Regions from separate parts of the Homo sapiens genome. Here regions 2 and 3 are each linked to region 1. A link is an interaction called in ENCODE POLR2A ChIA-PET data of the cell type or tissue named here. Cell type or tissue: MCF 10A. All regions are shown on one strand. Each heading gives the region's core, and the rest is flanking DNA. Links, peaks and the distances in the headings are about the cores only.

The links. ChIA-PET counts read pairs that join two places held together with the same protein. Peaks named below come from ENCODE experiments on the same cell type or tissue, not always from the same donor. Only the 100,000 strongest peaks of a DNase experiment are listed, where the experiment ranks them.
Region 2: POLR2A ChIA-PET joins it to region 1 with 15 read pairs; 2 of 35 experiments call an interaction of 5 or more read pairs at or near these places.
Region 3: POLR2A ChIA-PET joins it to region 1 with 31 read pairs; 3 of 35 experiments call an interaction of 5 or more read pairs at or near these places.

The regions. Positions count from the first base shown.
Region 1 is chr3:154,967,956-154,976,687 of GRCh38, reverse strand. LOC105374171 (a long non-coding RNA gene) reads left to right here and starts at 6,423. Exons shown (of 5, transcript XR_001740568.2): 1 at 6,423-6,585. In MCF 10A, for the core only: no CTCF peak of the experiment used is centred there; DNase peaks (open chromatin) are centred at 3,557, 4,597 and 5,697.
Region 2 is chr3:155,126,750-155,135,481 of GRCh38, reverse strand. All of the region lies in intron 8 of MME (membrane metalloendopeptidase), which reads right to left. Among named protein-coding and RNA genes, the nearest start is that of MME, 51 kb to the right of the region's middle. In MCF 10A, for the core only: no CTCF peak of the experiment used is centred there; no DNase peak of the experiment used is centred there.
Region 3 is chr3:155,061,552-155,070,283 of GRCh38, reverse strand. It overlaps a transcript of MME not described here. Among named protein-coding and RNA genes, the nearest start is that of MME, 14 kb to the left of the region's middle. In MCF 10A, for the core only: no CTCF peak of the experiment used is centred there; a DNase peak (open chromatin) is centred at 4,543.

The sequences.
Region 1 (8,732 bases), core at 2,097-7,096:
AATACATTTCTCAGAATGTATCCTTGTTCTTAAGTGATTCATGACTATCGTTATTCTTGACTCATCCTACTCTTAAGCCTTTTAACTGAAATACATTTATATTTACTTATTCAAAGTAGAAAGATCTAAGAATTGAATGTTCATTATATAATTATTTCAGAGATTTTTTTTCAAAATAATATTTGAAAATACTATGTATTGAGTCAAAATCTTGTTAAGATAAAAAATAAATGCTGGGTCATCTACTGTAATTATCTCAAGGGTAATTAGTGACATAGCTGAATTTAGAACTTAAATGTGGGAAACTACAGCTCATTTATCCCTGCGCTGTATGATGCTAAAATCAGAAAACCCCTGGAAAGTTACTATCCCCACTAAATTGTCTATATGACGTTGGCCCTGCTAAAAGATGATGAAATGTTCTCTGTGCATGGTGGTTCTGGGCCAATCTGATTAGACACAAGTAACAGCCATCACCCAGTTCTGTTTCAGGAAAAGACCAAGATTGCTTCTTTAAGAAAATATCGTCTTTTAACAATTGTTTAAATAAACAGATTACTTTTCAAGTACACTTCTGATTTACTTTTCATTCAGGTAATCTTAGATATATTTCCAGTTGCTGTGGCATATTAGATAGTTGCTTCTTTCCTAGCTCCATAAATAATTGTTGAATTTGTTGCATGGATGCATTTTATTTTTCTTTGTAGCCTCCCAAGTACCTTACTTGGGCCTTTGCATACGATAGTGGATGGTCGAATTAAGTTGGCATGGGATTCATTCTTTCTCTCTCTTTTCTTCTTTTCCATTTTCCTTTCTTGTTCTTCTCTTTGTCTTTTTACATCTCATTTTTCACCTTCTCATTCCTTATTGGAAATAATAAATCATTTTCCCAAAGCCATTTTGCCAATCACCCTAAAATTTATTTTCTGTAATTTTCCCAGCAGTTTGACAGGTTCAGTACATGTCATGTTGAGCAATTTTTAAGGAAATGTCAGTTATCCCTTATAAAGCTCAGCCTTTTAGAGTTTTGATCCAGGAAATGTATTAGTATTATTCATAGAAACCAGTTTTCATGGCCAATTTTAGCTCATTTGGCTATTCATGCCATCAGGTAAGTAAATATTTCTATTGACCAGGCCAGTCATGTCTGCTCTCCCTCTGTGCATCCAGAGGTCCAGCAAGGAGAATGTAGAAAACGATTTTCTTCTTAGCTTGTAGAGAGATTGGAGTAGGCATTATCCCACATCACATAGCAATGACTAATGACAACTTGAACTGCTGGATACATTCTACTTCCATTCCTAGATAGGTTTAGAGACAGATGACTTACGGAAATCTCACAAAAGGAAAATGGGTTTGTATGTGTATAGACTTATTGTCAAAATACAAAAGGATTCCATAAATTGTTATGGATTGAGTGACTTGAACAAGGATTTAAAAGGCATGTTCACCAGATAGTTTAGAAGAAATATAAACATTTTTGAACTTCACTGTCAATACTGATTGATTTATTGTTTGCAGAGTTTTTTTTGTTGTTGTTGTTAACTAAGGCCTCAAAGACTTTTCAAACAATAATGTTTTATGTGTTCATGGTGCTTTATAGTGTATACATCACATCGCCACTCTCTTGTTTAATTATCATGAAAACCATATAAATAGAGGTGCCATTTTTACATAAATAACATAGAGATATGAGATTGATGTGTTTTACTAAAAATTCCCTGGGAATTTTGACTTTGGTACTATAGGACCTTAAGAATTTTGGAGTCGGCTGGGCATGGTGGCTCACAACTGTAATCTCAGCACTTTGGGAGGCTGAGGCAGGCAGATCACTTCAGGTCAGGAGTTCGAGATCAGCCTGGCCAACATGGTAAACCCCGTCTCTACTAAAAATACAAAAATTAGCCAGGTGTGGTAGCGTGCACTTATAATCCCAGCTACTTGGGTGGCTGAGGCAGGAGAATCACTTGAATCCACGGGGCAGAGGTTGCAGTGAGCCGAGATTGCACCACTGTACTCCAGCCTGGGAGATAGAGCAAGCCTGTCTCCAAAAAATAAAAATAAAAATAAAAATTTGGAGTCACTGTGAGATATACATACACAATATACCTACTTTATATATATATATGTGTATATATATATGTTTGTGTGTGTATATATATATATTCTCACACATTTATCATCAAATAGGTATATTTGAGGTTTGTTCTCCCCAGCCAGGTAAGGTAATATAGTGGGAAAAGCATGGATTTGGAGTCTTAAATCCTGATTCTATCAGCAGTATTGTCTTGCATTAGTTACTAATCTCCCTGCATCTCATTTTCTCATCTAATAATAATAACAATTATTCTACTCTTAGGAGTACATTATGTAATGTAGATAATGTGCCTGAGATGGAATAACCATCAGAAGAGTCCATTTCCTACCTGGATTATTTTGTACAAATGCATCTAGATGATCGTTCCCAATCTCTTCATTAATGAATGGCACCTTTTGAGAGACAACCAGTTAATGTTGCTCTCTGTGGCCTTTGGGAAAGAGAAAAGTAACTGGTTTATGCCAGAATTAAACCTGGAACTCTAACCTAATGAGCAAACAGCAAAGAAGGCAGATCAATTGCAGACGTGAGGTGATTCATCATTTAGACCCTGGAGGTATGCCTTGGGACTCAACTATCTCCCTCATATCTCTGAGACACCAGTGTGAGCTTGGACCCCTCTAAACATTCAGATCTATTCCTATTCCAGCATACTTGTGTCTCAATTCACTCAGTGCAAAGGCGAGAAACTTAAGCTGTAAACAATTTGAACAACTATGGAATACACTAGATTCTATCTTGAGTTTTGTTTTGCTGATTAAAAACTCATACTGAAAGAGAAGTTTGATTGTAGAAAGAACTGACATGAATTCTTTGGAAGAAAGTTTAATAGAAAAAGTTCTCTCTCTAATTTATTGATGGCCGTGAGGAATTGTGGGTGAGATTTTAGCCATCAGTGGACATATAACAGATATTACTGAGTGATGAGATAGTGAGTGATTGTTTAAAATCTTTACTTCTTTGTGCTTCTCCATATTTCTTTCAATAAAAAACATGATGAGGGGGTACAATCAATCAATGAATCAATCAGTACATATGAGAAAGAAAGACTATTTTGTGATTACTGTTGGGATAGAATAAAACACATTCCCTGAATTCTTAGGAATTGCATTTAATGGAGAGCATTTTTGTCCTATCTATGTTCTGAGCCTTTTTGCTCAGAAGTTAGATTTTCTTTTCCTGAAGCAGCTCTTTCTGCCCATCCATGGATCTCATCAGCACAATCTGCAGGGTTTGTATGCAGCTGGCTTTCCCTGTTTTTACTTCTGAATGGGTGGCTTATTTCTTTCCAGCATTTTTTTTTTCTGATTGACCCAAAATGGGTGCAGATGTGGTAAGCACATGCTGAAAGTTGTTGAATATTATTTTCACCCTTATGAAAGGCCTGACATAAGCAGTTTCAGATTGTGTGAATTCTTAATTCTGCAGTGGGCTTCCAACAGTGGTTCTGTTGCCAGTGATAACAAAAACCTGGGAGAGACCTTGGGCGGTAAACCACAGACTTAGTTCCCAAGAATTGAAGACCTCATATGTTCCTTGGTATGTGATCTTGTGAAATGCAGAGGTATAAAATGAAGTTTTGACTTTCAAAATTGGTCCTAGGGACTAAATTATGATGTAAGGTATTTTCCCTATATGTTTTAGTGCATACTTGTAGAAATTGGCTTCTGTTATTTTCTTGTTTACAACAAAGATCATCTTTTTGTGCCATTTCTGAATTTTGAATTTTCTTTTGGTTCTTTCTAATACCTTTTTGTTAGTGGCATGTTGTATTGAAGAGCCACTAAACTGGGAGTAAAAAAAATCTGCCTGTTTCTCTCTTGTTTTGTGAAACAAGTATATATTGTAAATATATAATTGCTGAAAAATAAGGATAATATTATATTCTACCTAACTTTTGTACACAATAGCTATTCACATTGCTCAAAAGTTGTTTTTCAATACTTACGGAAAACATTTAATTAAACAGAGTTAGCTTGACTGTATGTATTTTTTACTTTGGGGTCTAAAACTGTTCATTCCAGAGGTTCTAGGAAGATGAATTGTTTTTTTAACTGGGGAAATTAAAGACTTACTTCTTGATAGAGGATCATCAAGGAATGGATTACATTTGTATATTTCCTTTTATTTCTGGTAAATAAAAAATTATAGGAGGCCATTGTTTTGAGCTACACTCCTACACTAGACCCCAACAGATCAGACTAAAAATCAAAACGGAGTCGCTCACGCTGTGGTTCCACATTACCAAACCAAAACTGAGTGGTTATCTAACCTTTGGAGAAGCCCAAAAGGAGAGATAACAGCTTAATTTCCCAAACAGACTGGTTTCAATCTACAGGATAATGAAGTTCCCTCTGCCTTTAATCTTTAAAGGGAAGGTAACCTGAAGTAACCTGATATTAAGCAATCAGTTATTTCTCTATTGTTTCCCTGTTCCTGCCTTACAAGGGAAATAGCTTTGAAATGACCAGTCACATTTTGTTCTACATTTCTGCTTTCTTCAGTTCTTCTCCGTCTATAAAACCAAACCCTTCCACTCAGCTTATTGGAACACTTATTCTATTTTATGGAATGAAGTGTTGCCCAATTCTAAAAATGCAATAAAGCCAATTGAGATCTTTAAGATAAATTTGTTGTAGCTTTGTCTTTTGGCAGATCTAAGCATACAAGGGCTAGATTAATGCACTCATTCATTTCCTTATTTAACAAAATTGTATTGAGTGCTTTCCACATACTAGGTACTTTGCCAGGGCCCAGGGGATACAGAGGTCAATTACAAAAACAGTCCCCGTCATATTGTCTGCAGACTAGTGTAGAGATGGACAAGTTAGCTGTTGCAGTAAGAGTGCATTAGTGGAACACCTGAACCTAGATTTGGGGGTCAGGAAAGGAATTCTGAGAGGAAAGTAGAACTGAGAAATAAATAGAAATTATTCAAGCCTGTGTGTGTTGAGAAAGAGAAAGTGGCAGTGTGTGCATGTGTTTGTACTTTAAGGAAGAGAAAGAGACAAGCACAGGGAGAGAGAGAACGTGAGTACACACTAATAGCTTAAGTCTACATTTGGATTGTATTAAAATAACACCAAAAGCTGATGGAAACTCATGCCGCGATCGTCATTAGGCTCTTACAAGCTTGCTGGCCAGTTTCAAAGTTTGCTTTCTTGGAACACATAAAGATAATTTAATAAATTTTCCGTTCGGGGTAGGAGAAAGTTAATAGACTACTAAAGGGCCTAATTTACCTCCCCGGATTAGATTAATCAGACTTAAAATAGGGCATCTAAGATGCAGATGCCATGTTTAAAAGTATACTCTGTGCAATTCCAGAAGAACAAAGTTTTCCAGAAAGCATTAGTGTTTGGTCAATGTAATAAGACTAATTTCTCAAGAACCTCACACCTAGGTTTCAGGTAAAAGGAAAAAGAAAAAGTAATGATGATTCTGTTTTTCCTTCTCAGGCACATTTTTCAATGCATTAGACTGTTTGGTTTGGATGGTGCAAGGATCAAATCTATGTTGTAAGAGGAAAGCCAGATGATCTTTCAAAATGCATCTAAAATTTCTTCAGCCAACTCAAAATGAATGAGTCATGTTGACGTTATACTAGGGAGCCATGTCTTAAGCTAAATTCCTAATCCTTACATGATACTGTTTTTAATCCTTTGGCCTATTTCCCGAACTATTCAGTTGGACTCTTGTGCAGTGTCATTTCTCACACATCTCAGAGCCCAAGTGGACTTCTTGATGGAGTTGGCTTTACATGCCGTGATGCCTCCTTAGCATTTTGTAGAAAGAAATAAGATCCAATCCAGTTTCAAAACACCCTGGTTTGGGAGGATTCTGAAGTTCCCTAAGACCTTTAAAATGCTTTAATTTCAATTCAAGGATGGCAGCATGAATTAATTATTCAAAAGACAAAGGATGCCTCTAAGTGATCCTTCAAACTTGGGATTTATTAATTCATTCAAGAGATATTTACTGAATACTTATTATGCACCAAGCACTCTTCTATGTATTGCAGTGTGGCTGAAATCCTAGACATACCCAGTGCTGAGTCAGAATTTCAATATAATAAGACACACTCCACTGATCAATATATATTAATAAAAAATAAATAAAAATAAAAAATTCCATCAGTTGAGTGTTTCAAATGTTTGGGACAATCAAAATCTTGGCTTTGCCACTCAGTAGCTATGTGACCTTCAACTTCTTTTCTCTGAGCTGCCGTTGTCACATTTCTTAATTGTGTCCAACAACTACTTTCATGAGAGGAATGGAAGAGATTGGCTGTAACAAGTCAAATGCAAGGGGAGCTGCTTTGAGAGCCCTCAACTTGCACTGTTCACCTGTCAGGTTTTATCTTTCAGGGGTCAGCCAAGCCAGTGGGAAGCCTACGACATTCCCCTGGGTCACTTAGTGAACTCCTACTCTTTCATCAGGCCTCACTTGAACATGACTTCCTCCAGAAGCCTTCCCAGACATCTTTGGTGAGTATATGTGCCTTATATGCATTTCTAGGGTATCCTATCTATCTGTATCATAGCATTTGCCACAATTTAATGTGATGGATGTCTGTTCTGTCTTCTATCTTTCTACGAGAGTCTATGCTTCAAAAGGGCAGAGAATGAATGTGTTCTGCTATCTATTTTAGTTCCAGTATTTAGAAGGGTCTATTTGTTATTGTTGAATGAATTAATGAATGTGTATCTGTATCCCACAAGCTAAATAGAAATTTATGAATGAGATAAAGGTGCATATTGGTCTATATTGTTTGCCTTGCACTTGTATACATGTAATTTCAGTTAAGCCTCAAAACCACTCTAAGTGGTGGAAGGACAGACATTTTGATGCTTGTGTGCTGATGAAAATGAGGTTCAGAGGGTAAAAGGATTTTTCTGTGTTTGCAGAGCTAGAAAGTCAGAAGAGTAGAATTGGAACCCAGCTCAGTCTGATGCCACATCCTTTGTTGTTTCCATTAAATCAGAGAATTTCTTAGTGCTGAGAAACTATTCTGGAACTTACAACAAAGGCAAGTGGGAAGGGAGTCGCCTGGAATTTGATCTCTGTAGATGCCTTTTTCATTTAGTTTATTTTTCATTTTTATCTGTTGCTTTGCTCTTATCAAATACAGATAAATAGCAGCTGCTACTGGTGCTGTTGATTGCGATTTCTGTTTGAAAATGGAATCTTGAGCATCTGTTCTCTCCTTTTATATTTTACTGTGAGAGAAAATCTATTTTTTTCAAAAGGTAATTCATACACATGGTAAAAATTTAAACAATATAAAAACCTATTTTTAAAAAACATATACTCTTGAGTATTTCTGTGTACTTTGCTTTCATCACTAATACATCTTTAAGTTTATTCCATATTGGTACGCAAAATACATATTTCATTATTCTAATGATTACATATTACTTAATTCAATTTGTAATACATAAATGGCAGTTTACTAATATAACCATATAAAAAGTAATCTAACAGAAGTTACAATGTTTTATCAGGTGAGCACTACACTGTTATTTTAATACTTGCCAGTTAAATCAAGCAATGTGACTGCTAAAAGTAGAATTCCCATACAGTAGGAAAGCACAATTTATTTTTATAATAAAAGCAATAAATGTGTTTAAAAATTTCAATCCTTTATTGTGAATCACTTGTGGCCAAGTATCACTTAGAATAAGAGTTCTAGAACTAAAAGTGTCTTTAGAGGCCTAGTACAGTTTGTTATAAGGAACACTGTGTGTGTGTGTGTGTTTGTGTGTTTGCATGTGTGTAAGACTATTTAGAAAAGTAAGCTTATATAAAGGTACAATAATGTCTTGTTTATTGAGTATCTACTTTGAGTCTGGCATATCATCAACATTTTATATCATTATCTTATTGCTTACAATCTTAGGGATAGGTACTATTATCATTTTTATTTTACAGGTAGGAAACAGAAATGCAAACTCTTTCTGATTCCAAATCCTATATTTATAACCACAGCACATTATTTGGTCTATTAGATGTAAAACAACTAAATTCCAGAAATAGTCTCCGAGCCCACCTACTTAGCCTCAATCTTCAATCTTGGAGGTCCCTGAAGGGGCTCCTCTAACCTTTAAGGTTTTTCACATGTTTTTACAATTGTTTCAGAGCCCATGCCAGGGTTAATAATCAGCCACTACTTACTGAAAACTGTACCAGTTTTGAAAATATTAAAGTACTTCTGAACCATTTAGTAAATAACCCTCTATGACCCAGCTACTCTCTAAGACTGACTGGTTGTTGTGGATTGAATGGTATCCCCAAATTTTGTATGTTAAAATTCCATTCCCCAAGACCTCAGAATGTGAACATATTTGGAGATAGGTCTTAAAGAGGTTAAAATGAGGCCGTTAGGGACATATCCTAATCCAATATGACTGATATCCTTATAAGAAGAGGAAGAGACACCAGGGATGTGTACCAACAGAGGAAGGGTCGTAAGAGGATACAGTCAGAAGGCAGCTGTCTGCAAGCCGAGGAGGGAGTCCTGAGGGGAGATCAAACCTGTGGACACCTTGGTCTTGGACTTCTAACCTCCAGAACTGTGAGAAAATAAATTTCTGTTGTTTAAGCCACCCAGTCTGCAGTATTTGATTATGGCATC
Region 2 (8,732 bases), core at 1,618-6,617, 160 kb before region 1:
AACAGGATAGAGAACACAGAAGTAAAGCAGCACACCTACAGCCATCTGATCTGTGACAAAGTTGACAAAAATAAGCAACAGGGAAAGGACTCCCTATTCAAAAATGGTGCTAGGGTAACTGGCTAGTCATATGCAGAAGAATAAAATGGGACCCCTAACTTTCATCATACACAAAAATTACCTCAAGATGGATTAAAGATTTAAATGTAAGACTTCAAACTCTAAGTGTCCTAGAACAAAATAGGAAATACCTTTCTGGATGCCAGCCTTGGGAAAGAGTTTATCACTAAGTCCTCAAAAGGAATTGCAACAAAAACAAATATTGACAAGTGGGACCTAATTAAATTAAATAGCTTCTGCCACAGCAAAAGAAACTATGAACATAGTAAACAGACAACCTACAGAATGGGAGAAAACATTCCCAAACTAGGCATCCAAGAAAAGTCTAATATCCAGAATCTACAAGAAACTTAAACAATTCAACAAGCAAAAAACAAATAGCCCCATTAAAAAGTAGGAAAAGACAGGAACAGACACTTCTCAAAAGAAAACATACAAGTGGTCAACAAATGTACGAGACAACATTAAACATAGCTAATCATCAGAGATATATAAATCTAAACCACGATGAAATACCATCTCACACCAGTTGGAATGGCTATTATCAAAAGTCAAAAATGAACAGATGCTGGTGAGGCTACAGAGAAAAGGGAACACTTATACACTGTGGTGAAAATGCAAACTAGTTTAGCCTCTACAGAAAGCAGTTTGGAGATTTCTCAAAGAACTTAAAATAGAACTACCATTTGACCCAGAAATCTCATTATTGGATATATACCCAAAAGAAAATAAGTCATTCTACCAAAGACTTATGCACTCATTTGTTAATCACAGCACTACTCACAATAGCAAAAACGTAGAATCAACCTAGAGAATCATCAATGGTAGACTGGATAAAGAAAATGTGGTACATATACACCCTGGAATACTATGCAGCCATAAAAAAGAATGAAATCATGTCCTTTGCAGCAACATGGATGCAGCTGGAGGTCATTATCCTAAGTGAATTAATGCAGGAAGAGAAAACCAAATACCACATGTTCTCATTTATAAGTAGGAGCTAAATGTTGGGCATTTAAGGACATAGAGATGGCAATAATAGATGCTGAGGATTAATAGAGGGTGGAGGGAGAGAGTGGAGCAAGGGTTGAAACACTAACTATTGGGTACTATGCTCACTACCTCAGTGATGGGGTCATTCATATTCTAAACCTCAGTACCATGCAATATATCCATGTAACAAAACTACACATGTACCCCCTGAATCTAAAATAAAACTTGAAATTATATTTTTAAAAAACTCTAATCACTAAAGTAACAGAAATGAAAAGACAATTTTACGTATATTCTCAGCAACTCAATTTTTTTCTATTTAAGGTAATCAGAATTTTTGTTTCACTTTGAAGTAAACGAGTATGTCTGAGTTCATACCTCATGGGACCAACTATTCCAAAGTACAAGCATGCAGTGTTTTGAATTAACTGTATTCCCAAAGCATATAAATCAATCGACCTTTAGCAGGGTATTACTACTGACTATAAACAAAATGGTAGTTCGAATTTTCCAATATCAATCTACTGAGATATATCTCAGTAGATTGATATTGGAAAATTGATATTGGAAAATATATATATACCATATATATATACACACCATATATATACACATATATATATACACCATATATATGTATATATACACACCATATATATACACACACTATATATGTATGGTATATATATATATATATATATATATGGTGTGTGTATATATATGGTGTGTATATATACATATATATGGTGTATATACATATATATATATGGGATGCTTTTTGTTGATGAGGTGAGAAAACAATAACAGTAATCATCTTGGGCACTTTGTTGACTCAGCAAACTGATTCTGCTCCAGTCTCTTTATCCTTACCGATGTATTTAAAGACTATAGAACTTTGATATAAGGCAAGCACAAGAACTTTGGATGATGCTTCTAGTCTGCTAAACTGGTCAAGTTTCTCAGAAAACTGGAAGCATATAGTATCACTAGCTTCTGGGATGCTCGAGTATTTAATATAGCTACATGGAATATACCACTTCTTTTAATGAATTCCATTACCTGGTAACTACTCCAATGTAACTGATTAAAACATATGTCTTAGTATCATGACTATCTTTCCTGACTTCCAAATTTATCTGGTGTCAGAACTTAAGGTTACTGCCGTGCTAAATCCATTGTACGAGATGTGATTCTACCTTAAGGTTTTAATTTTCTTTATTATGATACTTCCAGATATGGAAAATGTGAAATGATGATAATTGTCATGATTTGGGAAGAAACTTTATACATATATATATATATATATTTTTTTTTTTTTTTTTTTTTTTTAGACGGGGTTTGCTCTTGTTGCCCAGGGTGGAGTGCAATGGTGCAATCTCGGCTCACTGCAACCTCCGCGTCCTGGGTTCAAGTGATTCTCCTGCCTTAGCTGGGATTATAGGCATGTGCCACCATGCCCGGCTAATTTTTTGTATTTAGTAGAGACGGGGTTTCACTACGTTGGTCAGGCTGGTCTTGAACTCCTGACCCCAGGTGATCCACCACCTCTGAGTCCCAAAGTGCTGGGAATACAAGCATGAGCCACCACGTCAGGCAAATCAACATGTATTTTAACACTTAAAAAGTAGATTGGCCAGGATACTTTTTAAACCCAAATTTAATTTTGTGTGTGTGTGACTGAGAGAGCAATTAGTTATTACAACAGAGGCCAGAGTCAGCTCTCATTTTTGACAGTCATAAGGTAGATTTCTTGAAGCTCTGAGATAGCAAATCAATGATTGTTTACGTGAAGAAGAATCCACCAAAACATTTATGTAGCTTTTCTTAAAAAAAAAATTGTAAGTCCTAGTACTCGTAACAGTAGTTTCAAAGGTGATCATCGGTTTTAAACAGTTAGATAAAATCCATATAATAGCAGTTTTGTGGGTTTTAAAATCACACACTACCAATGAGATGATATTTACTAACACCCAACACCATGGATAGTTACTCTAGTTAGGACTATCTTCATTTTGCAGAATCAGGTAATGATATTTATAAATTGGCTCTTTAGAAATGAGGCTCTTCCTGCCTGGAAAAAGCCTGATGTTTGTTAGATTTGCCAAAGAGGAAGAGAGCAAATGAATGCCATTTGACTACTGTCCTTCAAACTTTAATTTCATTCCTAATGAATGACAATCAAGACCCAGGGAGGAACAGAAAACTGTCCTGTCAGATTGATATCTGGGTAACCTAGCGAGCCAACTACCTATGGATCAGGGATTTTATTTCCAAAGATTCTGAGACACCTAGCTCTTACCAATGTTCTGCCTTCCCCATTCTAGGAAGAAACTCCACTTAATGTGGAGCATGAAGTGACTGAGGAGTCACAGAATTGTGTCATTCTTGGCCACTGATGTTGGGGAATATTTAATAATGCTACACAAGAAGTTTGCTGGGGGAACACAGAGGGAGACTAAGCAGGAAAGATTATTTCCTACCAAAAAAGCTTAGAAACATTTCTCAATTTAAGCAGCATGTCAGCTAGTGTGCAGTTGTTAGCAGAGAGACCTGCTTCCCTCCAACAGACTGCAAACATATAGTCACACAGCCATTTCTGGGCACTGGAAATAAAAAATAGCCCCCAGTGGAGCAGGACGCTAGAGCAGGAGGAACGTGGGACCTAAGAGGACCCAAACTTGGACCAGCATAGGGACTGTTTGGGGCTTTCATCAGGTTATCAATAAGAACCTGAAGATTTGTACAACTTCTTGCATAACTTCCAAGGTTTATTCCATGCTTGGGGGGCTGAATCTAGCTCTTTTTACAAACTGAGTTCAGTTGATCTCAAAAATTCTCTGTCATATTCACTAAATCTCATGTTTAAAAGCCCCCTTTTGTTTTCTTAAACACAGATTACTGAACTGAGTGAAACCTTCTGACTATTAGTCACTTGGTACCCAGAAAGGACAAAGTGAGGTCAGCAGTTTCCCTTGCAGGGCCTGTCTTATCATGTCATAGCTGTGTTATGCAGTGAGACAAGCTCCGCCACGTATCACTGAGGCACATATTGGCCGAGCAGTTTAAAGTACACAAACTGTTTCCCTATAATGATAGAGCCACCTACACAAGATTATCTTAGGTCTGCTCAGATTTCTCTATCTGACTTGCTGCCATCTGAGTCCATCGTTATCTTTCACATGAATTACCATGTGGCCTTCTCTGATCTTTCTGCTTCCATTAAAACACATTCTACAAACAACAGCCAGAGATGGTTTCAGCAAGCCAAATTGAATCACCCATGCCTTACCCCAGTCACTTATTATTCTATCACCTTGATTTATTTTCTTTATAACACTCACAATTTGTCTCATTTCCTTAAATTATTTACTTGGTTATTTATTGTCTATCTCTTCCCATTAGAACATGAGTTCCATGAGAACAAGGACCTTGTTTCCTTGGAATGTCTACTGCCTAGAAAAGTATCTGTCACATAGCATAAGCTCAATGAAGATCTGTTGAATTAAAAAAAAATGAAGTTAAATTGTAAATATATTAAGTTTCTCTCACTTCCTATTTCCTCGGAACTTCTATTCTTAGCTCAAGTCCTGAACAGTTTCTCTCAGCTTGTACATTGGGTAGGTGGACAAAGAAAATCCCCTCTTGTTTAATCCCAGTTCCAGCTTGCACCTGCTCATCTACAGGATAGCCAATCTCAGCTTGTGTTCTTTCCCAGGTACATATAATTTGGAGACTTCTCCTGGCTTTTCTGATCTAGGAGCACAGACTCTGGGTCATCGCTTTCTGGCTTCAGTCCATTGTGCCCATGTTCCAAGTCCTCTATCCTCATCCCTAAAATGTCTCTATTTTTATGAACCTCAGATTTTGTGAAGGCTCTACACTTCTTTATAACTCTGGCTTCTTCTCCCTAGCCATGCCCTGCAGCAGTATACCCTGTAGCTTCTACTCTCCAGTTCCTTTCCCGCCTCCTTATGCTCTCAAACTCTAGCCTGAGTGGTTTTCTTACTTTTCTTTTAGACCTGAAATGCTCTACTCAAAGAAATGTTTTGTGGATGTATAAATGCACAAGTAAAAATAAATCATAGTGGCTTTTGAAGTGTGTGTACATGTGAGGTGTTTCTGCACAGAGCCCTGTAATTGGCACACACAAAGTAGTCCTTAGAGTTGGAAACCACTAACCTCACTTATTGCTCCTTCTCAGGCAAACATCAGTACAGAGCATAAACATATCTATTATGTAATTATGCTCAAATATTTTGGATTCCTAATCTTCAGATTTCCTTATGAAGGACAACAAAGTAAGATAACAATTGCTCTTGAAAAGCTAAGAAGGTAGAGAAAGGGAAGCTTTGAGACCAATTCCAATTCACCCCCAATACAGAGTTCAGACTCTTCTGAAGGTGGGTGATTTCTTAAGAAAATTAAGGTCCTCATTTCTCTCAGTGAATCAATATAGAAGAACATTCTCACATGAGGTTGCTGGTTGGTTTCACTTACAAATTTTGTGAATGGGAATGGTTATGTTTATGGGCCATGTGTATCTTTCGTATTGTTTTCCTAGCATAGAAATTTGTACCTCTGTAAGGAATAGAATTGTCTTGAATCTCCCTACTTCTGTTCTTTGAGATAGCATTGTGTCATTAAGTAATCTCTTCAGATAATCAGAATACCTCAGAACTCAGGCTCCATCTCTTTAACAAAGATATAGCACAAGAAGCTCCTTGATGAGAACATCTTGAGAACAGTTTGTTAGGAAGAGCAGACACGGTGAATGTGGGCCCCTTTCTGAGATGATGCAACTGTTCTCTATCACTTTCCCTTTCTAGATTATAATAATAATCAAATATTACAATACAAAAATTCCATTATGAGGGTATCCAAAGCAAAAAAAAAATGACTTCTATAAAGTGAAATGATCTTCTTAGTAATTGTGGGGGCTATTTTCATAGTCGATAAGAAGTTTGGTTTTAAGATTATGGGAGATGATACCTCTGGATGACCTGGATATCCTGGAAGGAAGGATCAAAGAAGACCTGGGGAAACAGGCTGAGTTAATAATCTGATAAAGGAGACCTACGATTAGAGTACTTTTGACTGAAGAGGGAATGTGACCCTCTGTGATCCTCAGCCTCTGAGGCATATCTGCAGAAGGTAGACCCCACACTAAAGTTTTAAAATTATAGGCTAAAGCGACGGGCAAGGAAGCCAGACCTCTCTGGTCTAAGACCATCTTTCTTTGACAAAAAAAGTTGGTGACCCTATGCCAATTCTCAAAACTTCTCTTGATTATTTCCAATAAAATAATGTAAACTGCAAATGTATGATACCCATTGATTGTATAAATATACCTCAGGCAAACTGAGTTTAGCAAAGAAGTAACTGGGGATTGAAAAGAGAAAAGAGAACACAGAGTTTGTAAAATGCTAAAGAAATGTATGCTATTAGCTATTGATGCCCTAGAGCTCATGTTTCCCGGAATCAAGGGAAGGAAACAAGGAGGGCTTCCAAAAGATTGGGTTCTTCTTTCTTTTGTTTCCTCTCTTCCCTGCTATCTTCCCCCTCAATCATTCATTTGCTGATTCTGTAGTATTTAAGGGCCAGAAACTTTGGTAGGTATTAGAAAAAGAGCAAAGGGCAATGAGACACAGCATTGCTTCCACTTCATTTACAGTTTTATAGAAAAAAAAAGACATTAAATAAGAAGTATACAGAAACCTGGGTGCTAGGAAAACTATATTAGAGGAAAGAGTGTAGGCAGGTGGTGTGTGTGGGGGGCAAGTTCTAGGCAAAGGGAAAAGCATATATAAAAGCCTATAAGGGAGAAAATCATTGAAGGCCAATGATACACTGACATTAACATTCCTTCCAGATTTATAACTCCTCTACTGAAGGTAAACTTGTTATTCTACACTTCGCACCATTTTTTGTTCATGAAGCAATAAGACACAAGACAGAAATACTTAAGGTGGTTGACATCTTTCAAAGATAGCAGAGTAGTGGAAAAACTAGAATTTTGCCAGAAATGCAGGGGAAACTGAGGGATTGCAGGTGGTAGGGATTAGGAGAGAGTAGAAAATATCATGGGAAAAATAAGGGTAACATTGGAATTCTTACTGTAACTACACACGCTCTCACCCCCATGCCCAAAAGAATGGATTTAAAAAAAGGGAGAGGGTGCAGAAATATTCAGATAATTACCCATTTCTGGGATGACATGTAACTTTTATTTTTATGCAACTCCCTTCCACTGAAAGGAGATTGCTTACAGCTTGAAGCACTACCTTAAGAAGAATTCTGAGATCTCAGGTTAGCAGGAAAGAAGGATGTCACCAAAAGTACATAGTTATGGAAGAGGAGCAAGGCAGCAAGCATGCTGCGTGTTTGCTAGTCTGATTCAGATCGTTGAAGAGCACCTAATTAAGCTGAGAATAACTTCCGGGCTGTAAGTGCCAGTGCAGGTTAGTTTCTTCTATCATTTGCTCATTCAAAGAACTCTACTAGTATGAAGTACCAACTCTTAAGAAATTGTAATAATGTAGTAGAATGAAGAAGAGAGAAGGACCAAAGTTTGCCACTATACTACTGTTCTGCTGAGTGTTGACAGCAAACTTCTGAGACTCAGATTTCTCACTCATAAACTCTATAAACATATTACTGATTCTAGATTTGATCACCACTGTGTTATTTGATCACAAATACAGTATTCCCTAGATCAGTGGATGTAAACTGTGGCAGAGTATGCTAAATGACATTGGTATATGTACTCCTCATCTTTTAAATGATACGACCTTCCTCTCTGCCAACCAAGTTTTAACAAGACACAGACATGGCCACTGCTCAAGACTACATTTTCCTGCCTCCTTTATATTTAGTTGTGGCCACATGACAATGTTTTAAGCAACGGAATGTATGCAAGTTCTGCGCCATTTACATAAAGGTTAACTATTTGTCTACCACTTTCTCTCTTTTCTTCTTCCTGTGGCCTGACATGTGAATAGGGCACTGGTGAACCAACTTTGACCAAATAGACTAAGAAAAACACCAGAGGAGGTTGATGTTAGAGCAAAAAATCAAAGAAAGCCGGCTCCCAGACATTCCCATGGAGCAGAGCTTCCTGCCTCATCTGGATGGCCTGCCTACTTCCAGACTGGCATGACAGACAGAAGTAAACTTTTTCTTGTTTGAGCTACTGTATTTGTGTTTTTACTGCTGTGGCTTAGCCAAGACCAGACTAATATGCAAAATCAAGTGCCTACAGGAGCCGATAAGTCAATATAAATCGATGAATCATGTTGATGAGGACTGTTCAAAACTGTTCAAACCTGGAGAACAAATGCCCTTTCTTTTTTTTTTTTTTTTTTGAGATGGAGTTTCGCTCTTGTTGCCCAGGCTGGAGTCCAATGGCACGATCTTGGCTCACTGCAACCTTTATCTCCTGGGTTCAAGCGATTCTCCTGCCTCAGCCTCCCAAGTTCCCAAGTAGCTGGGATTACAGGCATGCAGAACCACGCCCGGCTAATTTTGTATTTTTAGTAGAGATGGGGTTTCTCCATGGTGGTCAGGCTGGTCTCGATCTCCCGACCTCAGGTGATCCACCCGCCTTGGCCTCCCAAAGTGCA
Region 3 (8,732 bases), core at 2,066-7,065, 94 kb before region 1:
TTTTCAAGTATAGTGATTTAGGATGTTATTTCACAAAAGCTTATTCAATGCACATTAATGCACCATAAATTTTAAAACTAGGCCAGAAAAATTAAAGAAATAAAAGTGTTAAGAGAGCCCATTTGACTAGTGCAATATTGTATATAATTGAAAAATAGCTCCAAAAACATTAAACAATATGATTGTCTTGCTTTTGTCTCAATCACACTAACTATATTCTTATAGGAGAGTTGTTGTCTGTTTGCATCGTCCACCTGTCTTATCTAGTGGTTATTGGTAGAGGCGGCAGTTACATTCCAAAAGGAAAACAATCTCTTCCTGTTCCCTCTGGTCATACCCATTTCCTGTTGCTTCTGGGGCTGGGTAGGGAGGCAGTTCTCAATAAGGTCCTTCTGCTGACGTTAACCAACATCACATGGACAAGGGCAAGGGAGTCACATTCTTGTTGAGTACTAGGATATTAAAATAGCTGAAGGTAATGGAGCCTATTCCTAGTCCATTAATCTGATGGTATTGCTTTTTACTCATTTGAAACCCAGTGAGTTTCTTCCTGCCTAGGAACTCAGGGTGATATTAATTTCTCCAGTCACTATTTAAGTAGGTGTTAATAAAATAAGAAGGGTTCTCCATAAAGTACAATGTTTCTCTTCCTGTAATATCATGAATAAATTGCTAAGGCAAAATTTCACATTATAACAAGGAATGATACGAATAATATTATTTGAAGGTGTCTCAAAGAAAAAGGGCCAGGTTAGTGCTCTTCAATTACTGGGATTTTCATCTTCCTTCCAAGTCATTCACTTGTGAGCTCAGTCATCCTGGGCCTTAACAAACCTCTCTCAACTCTGAGTTGCCACGAGCTGATCAATTCTTTCATCCCTCTCACTGAAAGCATCTTTAATTTTCTCTGTTATTTCTAGCCTGATGACATTTCTTAATCTTTAATACATCTATTTCTTGAACTTTCAGTTCTCTTAGCTTCTACAACATTGTACTGGTCTCTCCCTCCTCTTTGTCCTCCATTTGCCTACTAAATAAAGCATCATTTCTTCTCTTTTCATCTCTCTCTTTCTAGAATTTCTTCCTTGACTGTTTTTATCCATATCATTATTTCAGCTTTGATCTCATGGCAGACAACTCCCAAACCTACAAAAATTAGTCCAACATATTCCCCCCTTTTCCTTTCATTTGTAGAATGCTTCACAAACCCATGCTCTCGTGAAACCTATATACTTTACAGGCTCAGCCTTGTTCCAGTTCATCTAGGCTTGACACATCCCAGTGGCCTTCGATGAGTCCTTTATTATTCCCCAACAAACAATGAATTTACAAATCTCAGCATTATCAACTCCACAGGATCTCTTGAATCTTTTTCCCTACACTTTATTTCCAAAGCCAACATTAGGCAGCAGAAATTCTATTCTCTTATTTTCCCTGGATTATTATACTAACATTTTGAACATTATCCTTAGAAAGACACTATTTCATCTTTTCTTGATCTCAATTCATTGTTCACATTATTTCCTGGTCGATTAAATAGAAACTCAGAATATTTTACTCACTCAGATGTTCAAAAACTTTCAATAACTCTCTAGGTCTGCAAAATTCTGTATTTTCAGATTTTATGCCTGCTAAGCCTAATTTAATAAAACTTGTGCTACTTTAGCACATGCTATGCTAGGCCTGTTAGAATGTGAAATGTAGTTAAAAGTATAGAAACAAAAAAATGTAGCTGATATCATGACACCAGTGACACCGTGTCAGACCAGCCTAAAATATTCAAGTTTTGGGAGGAATTATTTTGGCTTCAACAGCTTTATTAATGCGTAATTGACATAACAATAAACTGCACATATTTAAGTGTATAATTTAATAAAATGTGACATTTATTATGTATATGCCCATGAAAGAGTCATCCAATCAAGATAATAAAGTTATCCGTCACCTTCTAAAAGTACCTCTTGTGCCTTGGTGATGTCTCCCTGCTGCTCTTCCCCACCTATCTCTTATTCTTAGGCAACCATTGATTGCCTCTCTGTTACTATACCGTTTGTATACTAGTTTGCATTTTCTAGAATTTTATATAGATGTAATTACACAGTATACACTCTTTTTTTGCCTTTTTACATTCAGCATAATTATGCTGATATTCATTCACATAGTAGCATTAGTTCATTCTTTTGTTTATTATTGAATAGTATTCCATTGAATGGATATCCCTTAGTTTGTTTATCAATTCCCTTGTTGATAGAAATTTGTTTAATTTATAGCTTGGGGCTATTACACATAAAGCTTCTGTGAAAATTCATTTTTAAGTCTTTACATGAACATATGCTTTCACTTTTCCTAGGTAAATATCTAGGAGTGCAATAGCCGAATCCTGTGGCAGTAATGTTTAACTATTTAACAAACTGCCAAACTATTTTCCAAAGTGGTTGTAGCATTTTTCACACCAGTACTGTATAAGCATTCCATTTGCCCTACATTCTTGTTAACTCTTGGTACAGTCAATCTTTTTAGTTTTAGCCATTGTAATTGGTGTATGATGGTGTATTATGGTCTTAATTTGCATTTCCTTAATGACTAATGATGTTAAGTGTCTTTTCATGTGTCTATTTGTTATCCATATATCTTTTTTGGTGAAGTGTTTGAAAGTATTTCAAAAGGAAAATAAGGGCCGGGCACAGTGGCTCATGCCTGTAATCCCAGCACTTTGGGAGGCCGAGGTGGGCAGATCACGAGGTCAGGAGTTCAAGACCAGCCTGACCAACACGGTGAAACCCTGTCTCCACTAAAAATACAAAAATTAGCCAGGCATGGTGGCACGCACCTGTAATCCCAGATACTCAGGAGGCTGAGGCAGGAGAATCGTTTGAACCTGGGAGGTGGAGTTTGCAGTGAGCCAAGATGGTGCCACTGCACTCCAGCCTGGGTGATGGAGTGAGACTCAGTCTCCCAAAAAAAAAAAAAAAAAAAAAAAAAAGGAAAATAAATTGCAAAAGCTAAATCTGTTATATAAATTTTTAAAACATACAAAAATCTATTTTATCTTTGAATGAGAGGTGTTTTTTTTTTTTTTTCAAATTGCCTGTGTTTTCTCCCAAATAATTGTTGGAATAATAACTACAAATAAAGTCTCTGGGAGAATCTTTTGCAAGCACAAGGAAAGCATAGCTTTCTTCAACATTATCTACATCCAGAAAATACATTATATGAATCCAACCTAAATATTCTGCCTTATTACTCATGGTTCCTTTATAGTCTCTAAATCGGTGAGTTCTAAAACATGCTATGCGTTCTAATGTTAGGAGGTGAGATGGTTGTAGGGGTATACAGAGTTATTATATAAGGATAAATCTCACTGTAAGAATGGTATTCTATTTTGACTTCTCTTTAGATTCACTTAGGTCAAGAAAAAAGTCTCATCTTGGAAATTATATTTGTGTAACATCTCTGTAGTAATAGCTGATCACTTTTCTCAACAGAGAGCAGTCCTTAGTCTCAGGCTTTCAGCAGATGAGAGTACCAAGCTAGAATTTTTTCATTGTACTTACTTTTTCAGTAAGTGACATAGATTTTCAATCAGTCATCCAGTGACAGCAATATAAAATGTCATTACACCATGTATTTTAGTTAAAGGAAGTGAGTTTATTGATAGAAAACACATTACATAAGTAATATTCAATTGATATTCAGATTCATCAAAAGTTATTACCATAATACACAAATGACTCAATTTGGGGAAAAATTATTTAATATTTAGCTCAATTACTTTCAAACGACGATACTCACTCCATGGAAAACTAGGGTTTACAAGGAGGTGCCTCCACTATTGGGTTGAGGAGATGGCAATGAGCAGGCAAGGAGAGAGTGAGCAAAGAAGTTTAAGGAAACCAGCCCTGGAATCAACTAGAGCAACTCATATTACTTATTTATAGAAAACAGGAAACTTCAAAAAAATACAAAGAGGGCAATAATCATGCATATTCACATCTGTGATTATTTCCTTTTACTGTATAGTCTTTCAATCTTTTTCTAAGCTCATACACATTTTTTAAATTACATTGTCATAATGTTACATACTTAAACTAGTACTATAAAATGCTAATTTTCTGTCATTAAATGCTCTTTAAAAATTAATTTGTGGACTGTAGAATATTTATTTAAACTGTAAACCTTAGCTTCATTTCTATATAAAATGAAAATTGGACTAGACGACATCTAGAATTGTCTTCCTGGTCTAATAGCCCTTCGCTCTGCTAAGTGAATAGTGAAACACTCCTGAATTACTTAAATAATTAAATCCCTGTCCTATTCACCCTGAAAGGCAGTTCATGGAACTGCCTATGTGAGAAGTAGCTCCACTGCACAGCAACTACAACAATTTGGAACATCAGTGTATATATCTACAACTTGAGTCCATATTTGAAAGCACTGTCTTTTATGACCACAGTGTCATATTATGTATGAAATGCTTCTAATTAGTCACCACCCTCTCACTTTACCTCAGCTCAGCCTGCTCTGGAGGGTGACTGACTGCCTGTCTATTTAAGGCACCTCCCAGGGCTCCACATGAGCATAAGTCATCTCACTCATGTTTTAAGTTAGGCAATCCAAAACTTAACCTTTGTGCTTGCTAAGAATTTATCATGCAACTTTTTTTGTTGTTATGTACTAGCAGATAAAGAGACAAAATTTCACCTTATTTATATAGATTTCAAGAAAAGTTAAAGATAACTATAAGCTGCTCTTTGTTGAAGGCTGAATGTGACTATATCCTGTTCCACTTTTCTGTAGCTCGTGCTGGGGGAGGTGTCTCCATTTGTCTTTATATCTGTAGTCTTTAGGACTTCAGGGAAGGGTAATTTATTCATTTTATTTCATAAATATTTTCTAAGTACACACATATGCTAGCCATTCTGGTAGGTCCTTAAGACATAGAGATAAATAGAATATTCCCTTTTCTTAAGTCTTAGTCTAGTAAGGGAGAGAGGAAGAGAGAGAAACAGTAGCTACAGCTATATGTGCCTTGATGAAAGAATGTCCAAAGTGGTTAGTTAAAAGAAACACACACTCACACACACACTTCAGAAATGAGACTGTCTTTGAGGAAAGTGCCAAAGGATACTTTACTGGGTTGAATAGAGTCCTTGCAAAATTCATGTCCTTCCTGCAACCACAGAATGTACTCTAATTTGGAAACAGGATTGTCACAGATGGAATTAGCTAAGAAAAGGTCATACTGGAGTAGGATGACCCTTATGCAGTATGACTGGTGTCCTTCTAAGATGAAGAGAAGACACACAGAAACAGAGACACTAATTTAGTCGGGGATAATATGGCCATGTGATAACAGAAGCAAAGATTGAGTGATGCACCTACAAGCCAAAGGACACCAAAGGTTGTTGACAAACACCAGAAGCTAGAAGAGTCAAGGAAGGATTCTCCCCTAGAAAATCTTAGAGCACAGCTCTGCCAGCACATTGATTTCAGACTTCTAATCTCCGGACTGGTGAGGCAATATATTTTTCTTGTTCTAAGCACCAGTTGCACTTTGTTGCAGTATCCCTGGAAAATTAAGAACATATCTAGGAGCTCATTAAGTAGATTGAGGGGAAAGATTTTCCAAGTGAAGGTAACAGTATGTTCAAAGGCATGCAGGAGTGAAAGAGTATTCAGAAGAGTCTCATCAACATAATTGAGTTACCTAAATACAATGTGATATGTGCAGTTTAATAAATAACATACACACAAACAGTGTGTGATAGTCCTCATTATTTCACACATTTCGTATATGCCTCAGAATCAACAAGAGAAATGAAACAAACCTTTTTTCCTTAGCCTCACTTAATGAATCTCCCAATCTCTGACTTTGCGGCTGCATGGCCGTCTTCTCTTGTGCCTTCATTATTGAATATTTTGCAAATCAGAGGGTTAGAACAGTGCTTACATATATACATATATTTGTTATATTATATATGTATAATTTTTTTTTGAGACAGAGTCTCACTCTGTTGCCCAGGCTGAAGTACAGTGGCAGGATCTCGGCTCACTGCAACCTCCACCTCCCAGGTTCAAGCGATTCTCCTGTCTCAGCCTCCCGACTACCTGGGATTACAGGTGCCTGCCCCATGCCCGGCTAATTTTTGCATTTTTAGTAGAGACAGAGTTTGCCATGTTGGCCAGGCTGGTCTCTAACTCCTGACCTCAGGTGATCCACTCACCTCGGCCTCCCAAAGTGCTGAGATTACAGGCATGAGCCACCATGCTGGGCCTTCTCTTTCACTTCTTATGAGGATTAGTCCTATCAGATTAAACTACCACCCATACCACCACATTTAACCTTGATTACCTCTGTAAAGCCCCCATCTCCCAAATACAGTCACATTGAGAGTTAGGGCTTCAACATATGAATTTGAGGGCAAAACAGTTCAGTTCATAACAGCTTGCTTTTTCCCATTACCAAGAGACCATATAAACCCTTTCTTCCCCTATATGCAGGCATCTTTTTGGGAAAAGGTGCAGAGGAGGAAAAGGCTCATTTGGGGGAAGAAAGCAATGGTATATATAATATAATATAATATAATATAATATAATATAATATAATATAATATATAATATGTTATATAATCAAATATAATATATAATCAAATATAATATATTATATATTATATAATCAAATATAATATATTTATTATATATATTAATAAAATATATTATATTTATTAAATAAATATATTATTTAAATATATATTTTTAATATATATATTTAAATATATATATTTAAATATATATATATAAAATAATAAAAATATATTTATTAAATAAATATATTAAATAAAAATATATAATATTTTTATTATGAATAAAATATAAAATATAAAATATATATGAAATATATATTTATATATAAATATATATAAATATAATATACATTATATAATTATATATTTATATATATTATAAATGATATATTATATCTTTATATAATATGTATATATTATAATATATAAATAATATACATTATATGTATATTATTATATAATATATAATAATATACATATGTATATTATTATATAATATATAAATAATATATATTACAAAGTATATAATATATATAATTATACAACATAAATATATAACATAATTATATAACATAAATATATAACATATATTTATATAATTAATAAGGTCATTAATTACATATTTAGTTTTGACGTAGTTCTTTCCTTTCTTTTTTTTTTTTTTTTTGAGATGGAGTCTCAGTCTGTCCCAAGCTGGAGTGCAGTGGCACTATCTCGGCTCACTGCAACCTCCACCTCCCGGGTTCAGTGATTCTCCTGCCTCAGCCTTCCGAGTAGCTGGGATTACAGGCATGTGCCACCATGCCCAGCTAATTTTTGTATTTTTAGTAGAGACAGGGTTTCACCATGTTGGCCAGGGTGGTCTCGAACTCCTGACCTTGTGATCCGTGGGCCTCGGATAACAGGTGTGAGCCACTGCGCCCAGTCAATTCTTTCCTTTTTAAAGTTTCCATTTGTGTGTCAATATTTTCAAGCTTGTCTTTTATGTCTCAGAACATAATAAACATAATTATTTTAAAATATATTTCTAATAATATCATTACTTCTGGATACTTGCCTGGTTCTATTGCCTATTGTTTCCCCAAAGTTTTGTTTCTGTTCTTTTTTATTCTCATGTGCCTTGTTATTTTTGACTGAATGTTGGAAATTGTATGTAAAATATTGTGAAATAATTCTAAGTTTAGTTTGATATTATATTTCTTCACAGAGCATTACATTTGCCTCTTGTTGGTAATGAAGGAAGAACAATCTTGAACTCATAGAACTAAAAATAAGGCTGGTAGCTGAATTTCCAACAGGAAGAATGAATGTCCAAAGACAATAAAAAGATAGCCTTTAAAGCTTTGAAAAAATATGTTTTTGAAGGATAAAGATAAACTAAATAGCATTTGTTAGCAACAGATCCAAACCAAGAGAAATATTAAGGGGTATTCTTGCAGATAGAAAAGAATGCAGGTGAAATTTCAGAAAGAACAATGCAAAGGTAAGTAGATAGATACATATAAATTAATATTAAATATGTAAAACAATAGAATTACAATGGCAAGGATGAGGCAAGTATACTATTTAGCACCCTTCCTATTCAACTTTGAATAAGAAATCCTAGCTAGGGTGATAAGCACAATACATAGAAATAAAAATGTTAAAGGGTTTGGAAAGGAGAAAATAAAACTGCTGTTATTTGCAAATAATATGATATGTACCTAGAAAATGTAAAAGAACATACAGAGTAGACAACTGGCCTGGCACGGTGGCTCACGCCTGTAATCCCAGCACTTTGGGAGGCTGAGGCGGACAGATCACTTGAGGCCAGGAGTTCGAAACCAGCCTGGCCAACACGGCAAAACCCTGTGTCTACCGAAAATACAAGAATTAACTGAGAGTGTGGCAGGTGCCTGTAATCCCAGCTACTCAGGAGGCTGAGGCACAAGAATGGCCTGAATCCATGAGGCAGAGTTTGCAGTGAGCCAAGACTGTGCCACTGCACTCCAGCCTCGGCAACAGAGCAAGACTCTGTCTCAAAAAAAAAAAAAAAAAACCTACAGATAAATTGTTAGAATTAATAAGTAAATCTAGTAAGGTTGAGTTATACAAAGTCACCAAAAAATTAATTTTATTTCTATACATCAATAACAAATACAGGTTTGT